Linked DNA regions of Homo sapiens: all the other regions are linked to region 3. The links are chromatin contacts, found by Hi-C or POLR2A ChIA-PET in ENCODE. All regions are on one chromosome and are shown on one strand. The core of a region is the stretch at or near the end of the contact, and the rest is flanking DNA. Distances in the headings are between cores, read along the strand shown. Region 1 has its middle 40 kb from the start of LINC02733. Region 2 has its middle 57 kb from the start of LINC02733. Region 3 holds the start of LINC02733 (long intergenic non-protein coding RNA 2733).

The links. Hi-C counts contacts between places; a loop is a spot of excess contacts on that map. ChIA-PET counts read pairs that join two places held with the same protein, here RNA polymerase II (POLR2A). Pooled maps may share reads with other maps.
Region 1: a loop to region 3 is called in a pooled map, with 2.9 times the contacts of the local background. The contact joins the enhancer-like site here to the promoter of LINC02733 in region 3. A Hi-C loop is called at or near these places in 4 of 168 maps with a recorded cell type or tissue (CD14-positive monocyte, Caco-2, PC-9 and 1 more) and 3 of 50 pooled maps. POLR2A ChIA-PET finds 5 or more read pairs at or near these places in 5 of 52 experiments (H1, IMR-90, Panc1 and 2 more).
Region 2: a loop to region 3 is called in a map of CD4-positive, alpha-beta T cell, with 6 times the contacts of the local background. The contact joins the enhancer-like site here to the promoter of LINC02733 in region 3. A Hi-C loop is called at or near these places in 7 of 168 maps with a recorded cell type or tissue (CD14-positive monocyte, CD4-positive, alpha-beta T cell, CD4-positive, alpha-beta memory T cell and 4 more), 2 of 37 single-sample maps with no recorded cell type and 12 of 50 pooled maps. POLR2A ChIA-PET finds 5 or more read pairs at or near these places in 9 of 52 experiments (CD4-positive, alpha-beta T cell, CD4-positive, alpha-beta memory T cell, H1 and 6 more).

What each region holds. Positions count from the first base shown.
Region 1 is chr11:62,040,921-62,043,651 of GRCh38, forward strand. No RefSeq gene overlaps it. Among named protein-coding and RNA genes, the nearest start is that of LINC02733, 40 kb to the right of the region's middle. Within about 2 kb of position 1,476, at least 7 of the 41 ENCODE cell types and tissues checked have a DNase peak (open chromatin) inside an H3K27ac peak, as active enhancers do; they include PC-9, where a contact is called at or near this core.
Region 2 is chr11:62,023,723-62,026,422 of GRCh38, forward strand. No RefSeq gene overlaps it. Among named protein-coding and RNA genes, the nearest start is that of LINC02733, 57 kb to the right of the region's middle. RefSeq lists an enhancer at 1,866-1,965. Within about 2 kb of position 1,334, at least 29 of the 41 ENCODE cell types and tissues checked have a DNase peak (open chromatin) inside an H3K27ac peak, as active enhancers do; they include CD14-positive monocyte, CD4-positive, alpha-beta T cell, CD8-positive, alpha-beta T cell and 2 more, where a contact is called at or near this core.
Region 3 is chr11:62,080,984-62,083,683 of GRCh38, forward strand. LINC02733 (long intergenic non-protein coding RNA 2733) reads right to left here and starts at 1,339. Exons shown (of 3, transcript NR_183616.1): 1 at 631-1,339.

The DNA.
Region 1 (2,731 bases), core at 226-2,725, 40 kb before region 3:
ACAATGGGCATTGAGGCTAGGTGGGGAGCTTGGATTTTATTCCACTTGTAATAGAAAACCAGTTTAGGAGGTGGAGCAGGATGGTGACAAATGAGCTATGTTTTAAAAGGATCACTTTGGGCCGGGTGTGGTGGCTCACTCCTGTAATCCCAGCAGTTTGCTAGGCTGAGGTAGGTGGATCATCTGAGGTCAGGAGTTCGAGAATAGGCTGGCCAACATGGCGAAACCCCGTCTCTACTAAAAATACAAATACAAATAATAATAATAATAATAATAATAATAAATAAATAAAATTAGCTGGGCATGGTGGCAGGCACCTGTAATCCCAGCTACTTGGGAGGCTGAGGCAGGAGAATTGCTTGAACCTGGGAGGAGAAGGTTGCAGTGAGCCGAGATTGTGCCATCGCACTCCAGCCTGGGTGACGGAGCGAGACTCTGTCTCAAAAATAATAATAAAATAAAATAAAACAAAAGGATCACTTTGGCTTCTGATAATGGATCTTAGGGGGACAAGAGGGGAGGTAGAAAGGCAGGCAGAAAGCTCCTGAAGGAGTCTCATGATGGGGACATCCACAGCTACAGCCACCCTGCACCTGAGCAAGTCTCTGAGCCATCCCCGCCCTTATCCCCTTGCACATCCTGCAGTCCTATCCCATTTCTGCAGTCCTCTCTCCCCTTACACAGTGAACATAGTTCAAATATCCTGCCCTGGCTGACCCCACTCCTAAGCCCCCAGACACTTTCTCTGTAGACAATTAGGTGACCCTGCTTCACATGTCTTGAGGATAAAATATGACACATGCCTCAAATCTGGGTTTTTTTTAAAAGGGAAATATCTTTTATTTTATTTTAGACAAGTCTTGCTCTGTTGCCCAGGCTGGAGTACAGTGGTGTGATCTTGGCTCACTGCAACCTCTGCCTCCTGGGTTCAAGAAATTCTTGTGCCTCAGCCTCCCAGGTAGCTGAGATTACAGGCACCCACCACCACGCCTGGCTAATTTTTGTATTTTTAGTAGAGACGGGGTTTCCCCATGTTGGCCAGGCTGGTCTCGAGCTCCTGACCTCAGGTGATCCACCCACCTCAGCCTCCCAAAAGTGCTGGGATTACAGGCGTGAGCCACTGTGCCCAGCCATGACTGTTTTCCCACTGAACTTTAGACAACTGTATCTTTGAGTCTTATCTTTGCAGTTCAGCTGACCACAGGCAATTGAGTGGGCCTTGAAGGAAAGAATGTGGAACTGAATCTGTTATCTGGCAGCCACCTGGGAGACTGGCAGGGCAGAGACGGTTCTGACTGTGGTGATTAGGAAACAGGGCCGCGTGGATGCACCTGCAGACTGGGTCACCAGAAAAGATACAGATCACTGGAGTGTGTGAGACCAAACTGGAATCCATGGGGCACGTGACATCCTCGAAAGAGTAAAGGCAGGTGGGGTGAGTTAGAGTGGTTGCAGTAATAGTGGCACACACGCTGTGCCACGGGGAGTGAGCTGGAGGTGCCCAGGGCTGGGGCCGCCCTATAATGCCAGCTGGAACACACCTTGCTGTTGCTTAACTAAGAGTGAGCCTCTCTTATCGCTCCTCCTGCAACGTTAACTACCATAAACTGTTAGCAGTTGTTACAACCGCCTCTGCCCCAAGATACCTTGGCTCCACTCCCACCTGTTCTCTGAGAAGCTGCAATACAAATTAACTCATCAAAAAAGGTCAAGACATCCAGTTAGTTTGGAATAAAGGGAGAAGAAGAGGAGGGAAGTAGAACTGACTGTTGGAGGAGGGGGCAGAGGAGTGGATTGGAAAAGGATAAATACTGTTTTTTACAATTGTAAACAAGTTATTTATAATATTATAATAAAGGATATGTTTTATTAAAAATACAGCAGATTATTTCAAGGTAGGCTAAACTAGTACTACACACACTGTGTCCCTGGGACAGGACCTGGTCCATGAACTGTTGGTTACCAGTCTGAGAAGAAGTAAGTAGAGAAGTTAAGAGAAATTCTTTAGAAAGTTTTGTAGCAATTGGACAGCACAATTTTCTGTCTGTTGTGAAAGGAAAATAAATCTTGGGACTCCAAAATCACCAAGCTAAAGGGAAAAATCAAGCTGGGAACTGCTTAGGCCAAACCTGCTTCCTGTTCTATTCAAAGTTATCCCCCTGAGGCTCACCTAAGACAAATGCATATCTGATTGCTTCCCCTGCCCTATTTATTTATTTATTTATTTATTTATTTATTTATTTATTTATTTTTGCGATGGAGTTTCACTCTTCTTACCCAGGCTGGAGTGCAATGGCCTGGTCTCGGCTCACCGCAACCTCCACCTCCTGGGTTCAAGCGATTCTCCTGCCTCAGCCTCCCGAGTAGCTGGGATTACAGGCATGCACTGCCACGCCTGGCTAATTTTGTATTTTCAGTTGAGACGGGGTTTCTCCATGTTGGTTAGGCTGGTCTCAAACTCCTGACCCCAGGTGATCCACCCGCCTCGGCCTCCCAAAGGGCTGGGATTACAGGTGTGAGCCACCGCGCCTATCTGCCCTACCATTTATGTAAAAATGAAGATTCACTGAGACAGCCTTCAGTGGAAGGCTGATCAAGGACTCAAAAGAATGCAACCTTCTGTCTCTTATCCACTTCTAACCTGGAAGCCCCCACTTCCAGTTGTCCCGCCTTGCTGGACCGAATCAATGTACATCTTACATGTATTGATTGATGTTTCATGTCTCTCTAA
Region 2 (2,700 bases), core at 84-2,583, 57 kb before region 3:
ACAAGAGGGGAACAACACACACTGGGGTCTGTAGGAAGGTTAGAGGGGGAAGGAGAACATCAGGAAGAATAGCTAATAGATGCCGGGCTTAATACCTAGGGAATGGGTTGATCTGTGCAGCAAACCACCATGGCACTGCACATGTACCCTGGAACTTAAAAGTTGAGAAAAAAAAAGTGATCTTAGTAAGTGCAAAAGACTGGAATGAGATCTTCCAATCACGTCTGACTCAACCTCTAATTCTTGCTGTGAAAATGTATATGATATATTAAAAAATCAAATAAAAATGGCTTTTAGAATCGTATAAAAAAGAAAATAACCTGAAATTCCAAGAAAACAGGCAAAGATGAACATTAAAAGCATTAGGATGGTTGTTTGTAGGGGAGAAGGGAATAGGAATTGTGATAAAAGAAAATAGCTTAAATAGCTTTTTTTTTAGACAGGGTCTCACTCTGTCGCGAAGGCTGGAGTGCAGTGGTGTGATCTCGGTTCACTGCAACCTCTGCCTCCTGGGTTCAAGTGATTCTCTTGTCTCAGCCTCCTGAGTAGCTGGGATTATGGGCATGTGTCACCACACCTGGCTAATTTTTGTATTTTTATTATTTTTATTTTTATTTTTATTTTTTTTGAGATGGAGTTTCACTCTTGTCACCCAGGCTGGAGTGCAATGGCGCACTCTCGGCTCACACAACAACTGCCTTTCAGGTTCAAGCGATTCTCCTGCCTCAGCCTCCCCAGTAGCTGGGATTATAGGTGCCCATCATCACATCCAGCTAATTTTTTGTAATTTTAATAGAGACGGGATATCACCACGTTGTCCAGGCCGGTCTTGAACTCCTGACCTCAGGTGATCCACCTGCCTCGGCCTCCCAAAGTGCTGGGATTACAGGTGTGAGCCACCAAGCCCGGCCATAATTTTTGTATTTTTAGTAGAGACAGGGTTTTGCCATGTTGGCCAGGCTGGTCTCGAACTCCCGACCTCAGGTGATCCACCCACCTCGGCCTCCCAAAGTGCTGGGATTACAGGCGTGAGCCACCGCGCCTGGCCATAATTTTTGTATTTTTCCATGTTGCCATGGAACATGGCATGTTGTATTTTTAATAGAGACGGGGTATCACCATGTTGGCCAGGCTGGTCTCGAACTCCTGACCTCAGGTGATCCACCCACCTCAGCCTCATAAAGTGCTGGGATTACAGGCGTGAGCCACCATGTCTGGCCAGAAAATAGCTATTTTTAAAAGGAGTGCAAAGTGAGGGTTTCGCACAGAAACTGGTATGTGGTAAGTGCTCCCTAAGTGTCAGCTATTACTAATTAATTAAGAAACAAGTAGTCCAAAGACAGTCAGTGTGTTTCCCCAAGCACACATCTTGGTAAGTTCCATGAAGAGGCATGGTCTGTAACTGTCTTGCCATGATCATTTTTTCAGGAGCCTAGAGCAGTGTTTGGCAGTCGATATGTCTTGAATGATTGAACAAAAGCTAGTTTGTGACAGAGCCACCCAGCGGAATGTTCACCTCGTCCAACTCTTCTACACAATCGAGAGAAACATTCTTTTCTAATTTCCTTCCTTTTTTAGAAAAAATTAATAGACCTTGGTTCTGTCCCCAACGGTCTGAATTAGGGGTTAATTAGGGTTAACCACATTTTGTATTTATATGTCCTTTCCTATGGAGACATCAAAGCCCAGAAATGTCACCTCAATGCCCATACAGCTTTCCCCTCACCTCCAAGAGTGACAGAGTGAAATTTAGAATCCCAGGCCCTTGCAGGTAAGTCTGACAGTTTCAGTGAGCTCTGGACGGGGAGGTGCCCACAGGGTTTGTTGGTCCAGAAAGCAACAGAACTCAGTAGGCTAAAGGGAAGTGAGTCAGTGTCTTAATGCACATGGATTTCAAAACAGTAGGGACTGCAGACTTCATGGTGTGAAGAAACGCATCTGACAGCTTTGTTATTACATCAGGAAAGCTGCAGTCAGCAGACACGTACGGGATGTGGGAGGTTTGTTTTGACCACACCCCTGTCAATAGTTACAAGATAAGCCAAAGCAAGAAGCACAGACACCATGCCTGGCAGAAAAGCGGCCGTTTGCGGAACTATTTTATGTAACACAAAACCACGTTTTCGGTCCGTAAGGCAGGGTCTCCACCTCATTGTGTGTGCACAGATCAAGCAATGACGATGGCTCTTGCCTACAGGAAGCAGCAGAATGTCCATGACCTTCCCCAGTGAGATCATCACTTCTACGGTGCCTGGGACTTCCTTACCTCTTTTTAAAGATCTCCCTCTGTGACAGCCCCCACCTTGCTCACGGAGGACTTAGTCTTCTTATTTGAGTCTTTAGAGCCAGCAGTGGCTAGCATGTTAGACTCACCTGGAGAGCTTTTAAAAAATCCCAGTACTTGGCTGCACTCAGACTGATTAAATTAGAACCTCTGGGCACACACACACAAAAAAATGCTAGACGCGATGTCTCACGCCTGTAATCCCAGCACTTTGGGAGGCCGAGGCAGGTGGATCATTTGAGGTCAGGAGTTCAAGACCAGCCTGGGCAACATGGCAAAAACTCATCTCTACTAAAAATATAAAAATTAATCAGATGTGGTGGTGCATACCTGTAATCCCAACTACTCAGGAGGCTGAGTCAGGAGAATCTCTTGAACCCGGGAGGCAGAATTTGCAGTGAGCCGAGATAGCACCA
Region 3 (2,700 bases), core at 89-2,588:
ATTCAGTATAGTCTCATTTTGTACATTAAATTGGAGGAGCTGATAGAAAAAATAAGAAGAAAATATTTCTAAGTGAAAAGATTAAGCATATATATATATTTTTTTGAGACACAATCGTGCTCTGTTGCCCAGGCTGGAGTGCAGTGGCATAATCATAGCTCATTATAACCTCAAACTCCTGGACTCAAGCGATTCTCCCACCTCAGCCTCCCCAGTAGCTAGGACTGTAGGCACATACCACCACACCTGACTAATTTTTTAATTTTTTGTAGAGGAGGGAGTCTCACTATGTTACCCAGGCTGGTCTGGAACTCCTGGTCTCAATCGGTCCTCCCGCTTTGGCCTCCCTAAGTGCTGGGATTGCAGGCGTGAGCCACTGCGCCTCTTCAGAACTAGGTGTAATTTAATTTTCTTCTTTATATTTTCTTAGATTTTCTAATTTTTATTTTCAAATTAACATTTATTAATTTGTAGCTAGAAAGGAAAACTTCTACAGATTGTAGAGACCAGGTTTTGCCATGTAGCCCAGGCTAGTCTTGCACTTCTGAGCTCAAGCCATCTGCTCACCTGTGCCTGTGGCTGCCAGCTCTGCAAAACCCTTCCTGAGATCAAGAAGGGGAAGCAACTTACCCAGGTTCACTCAGGCAGGTTTTGTGAATCCAAAACCATTGCTCTTTTATAGCTTCCTGTTTCTCCACTTGGGATTTCTTCCAGCTGAAAGCTTACTCATTATATGAAGGCTCAGAGCTCCCAGGTCAATGTCATCTTCTTCATGGAGCTGTGCCTGGAGATGACGCCCCCTTTCTCTGCTCCATTAAACCCGGTGTCTTTCCTGCTGTGTGTGCCAGCGGCTGTGTTGTGGTTGTGGGTGTGCTTGCTTTCGAGTCTTCGTTCTGCTATAAGCCCCTTGGAAGTAAGGACCACACCTTAGGTATTTCCATCTCTCCTTATGCAGCATCCAGGTGCATCACTCACGTGCAGGAGGGATTGGCTGAACACAGAGGCAGGTTAACTCAAGAATAAACTTTATTATTTGCTTTTAGGTGCTGTAGTGTGACGTGAAGCAGGTAGCTCATAATTGTGAAGATAAACTTGTGGAGTAGGTGGGTTTTGAGGTCCAGTAGGAAGATAGGCCCCACACAATGGTAGTTTGATTATTAATCAGCGTGGAGCAGGTGAATCAGCTGTTGCATTCCCCGGGAAGAACGCGGGCTCGGCCGGCCTGTGCTGGACTCTGGCGCCCCCAAATGGTCACGTGGGTTTATTACACATCGGAAGTAAACAGCTTTTACTGATGATGAAGTAGTGACTGTCTTGGTAGCTCTCTAGAAGCTCATTCGCCTTCTCTTTAAAGTTACACTTCACAGAGGCAGGATAATCCATCCGGTCAAGGAGAAAGGAAAATCGGATTAGGGCTTCCAATAAACCTGTAATATTTTAGGTGTACCGCTGAGTCATAAATATCAGCTAAGTCTGTTGTATCATCACCTGTACTTCTTTTTGCGCATCTTAAAATACCATTTAAAATAACGAAAAAAATCTACAACTTAGCTCTAGAGTATCATGCCTCCAAAAGACACTGGGTTTAATTTTTAGATGTTTTCCCTTTTTCGTTGGAGGTAAAAATAAAATTCAGGATTATGTTTTTCAGACCTATGTTTGTTTTCATACTTGTAAAACCTACATATGTATCCATAAACACACAGAGTATTGATTTGTGTTTCAATTTTAAAAAATTGATGTCACACTGTACCATTCTGAAGGTCTTTTTTGTTTGTTTGTTTGTTTTTTGAGATGGAGTCTCGCTCTGTTACCCAGGCTGGCGTGCAGTGGCGTGATCTTGGCTTACCGCAACCTCTGCCTCCCAGGTTCAAGCGATTCTCCTTCCTCAGCCTCCTGAGTAGCTGGGACTACAGGTGCGTGCCACCACATCTGGCGAATTTTTGTATTTTTAGTAGAAATGGGGTTTCACCATGTTGGCCCTGGCTGGTCTTGAACTCCCAACCTCAAGTAATCTGCCCACCTTGGCCTCCCAAAGTTCTGAGATGATAGGCACGAGCCACCACACCTGGCCATATCTTGCTTTTATTGATCAACATTGTGTTTAAGAATTATTCATGTTGGTACATATATTTCTAGTTGATTCACGTTTACCGCTGAAAAATTCCTCGTATAACTATGCACGTATATATATGTGTGTGTGTGTGTGTGTATCTATATATATATATATATATTTTTTTTTTTTTTTGAGACACAGGTTGTACTGTTGCCCAGGCTGGAATGCAATGGCACAATCTCTGCTCACTGCAACCTCCACCTCCCAGGTTCAAGCGATTCTCCTGCCTCAGCCTCCCGAGTAGCTGGGATTACAGGTGCCTGCCACCATGCCTGGCTAATTTTTTGTATTTTTACTAGAGATGGGGTTTCGCCATCTCTCACTTAACTAAGGTGATCTGCCCGTCGAAGTGCTGGGATTACAGGGGTGAGCCACTGCGCCTGGACTTTTTTTTTTAAATTCATTAAAATAATAGAAAAATAGAGACAGGGTCTTTGTGTTGCCCAGGCTGGTCTCAAATAGCTGAGCTCAAGCAGTCCTCCAGCCTTGGCCTCCCAAAGTGCTGGGATTACAGGTGTGAGCCACTGTGCCTGGTCTTTATGATATCTTTTTGTATTCCAAAGTCATAAGATAGTCATTTAATT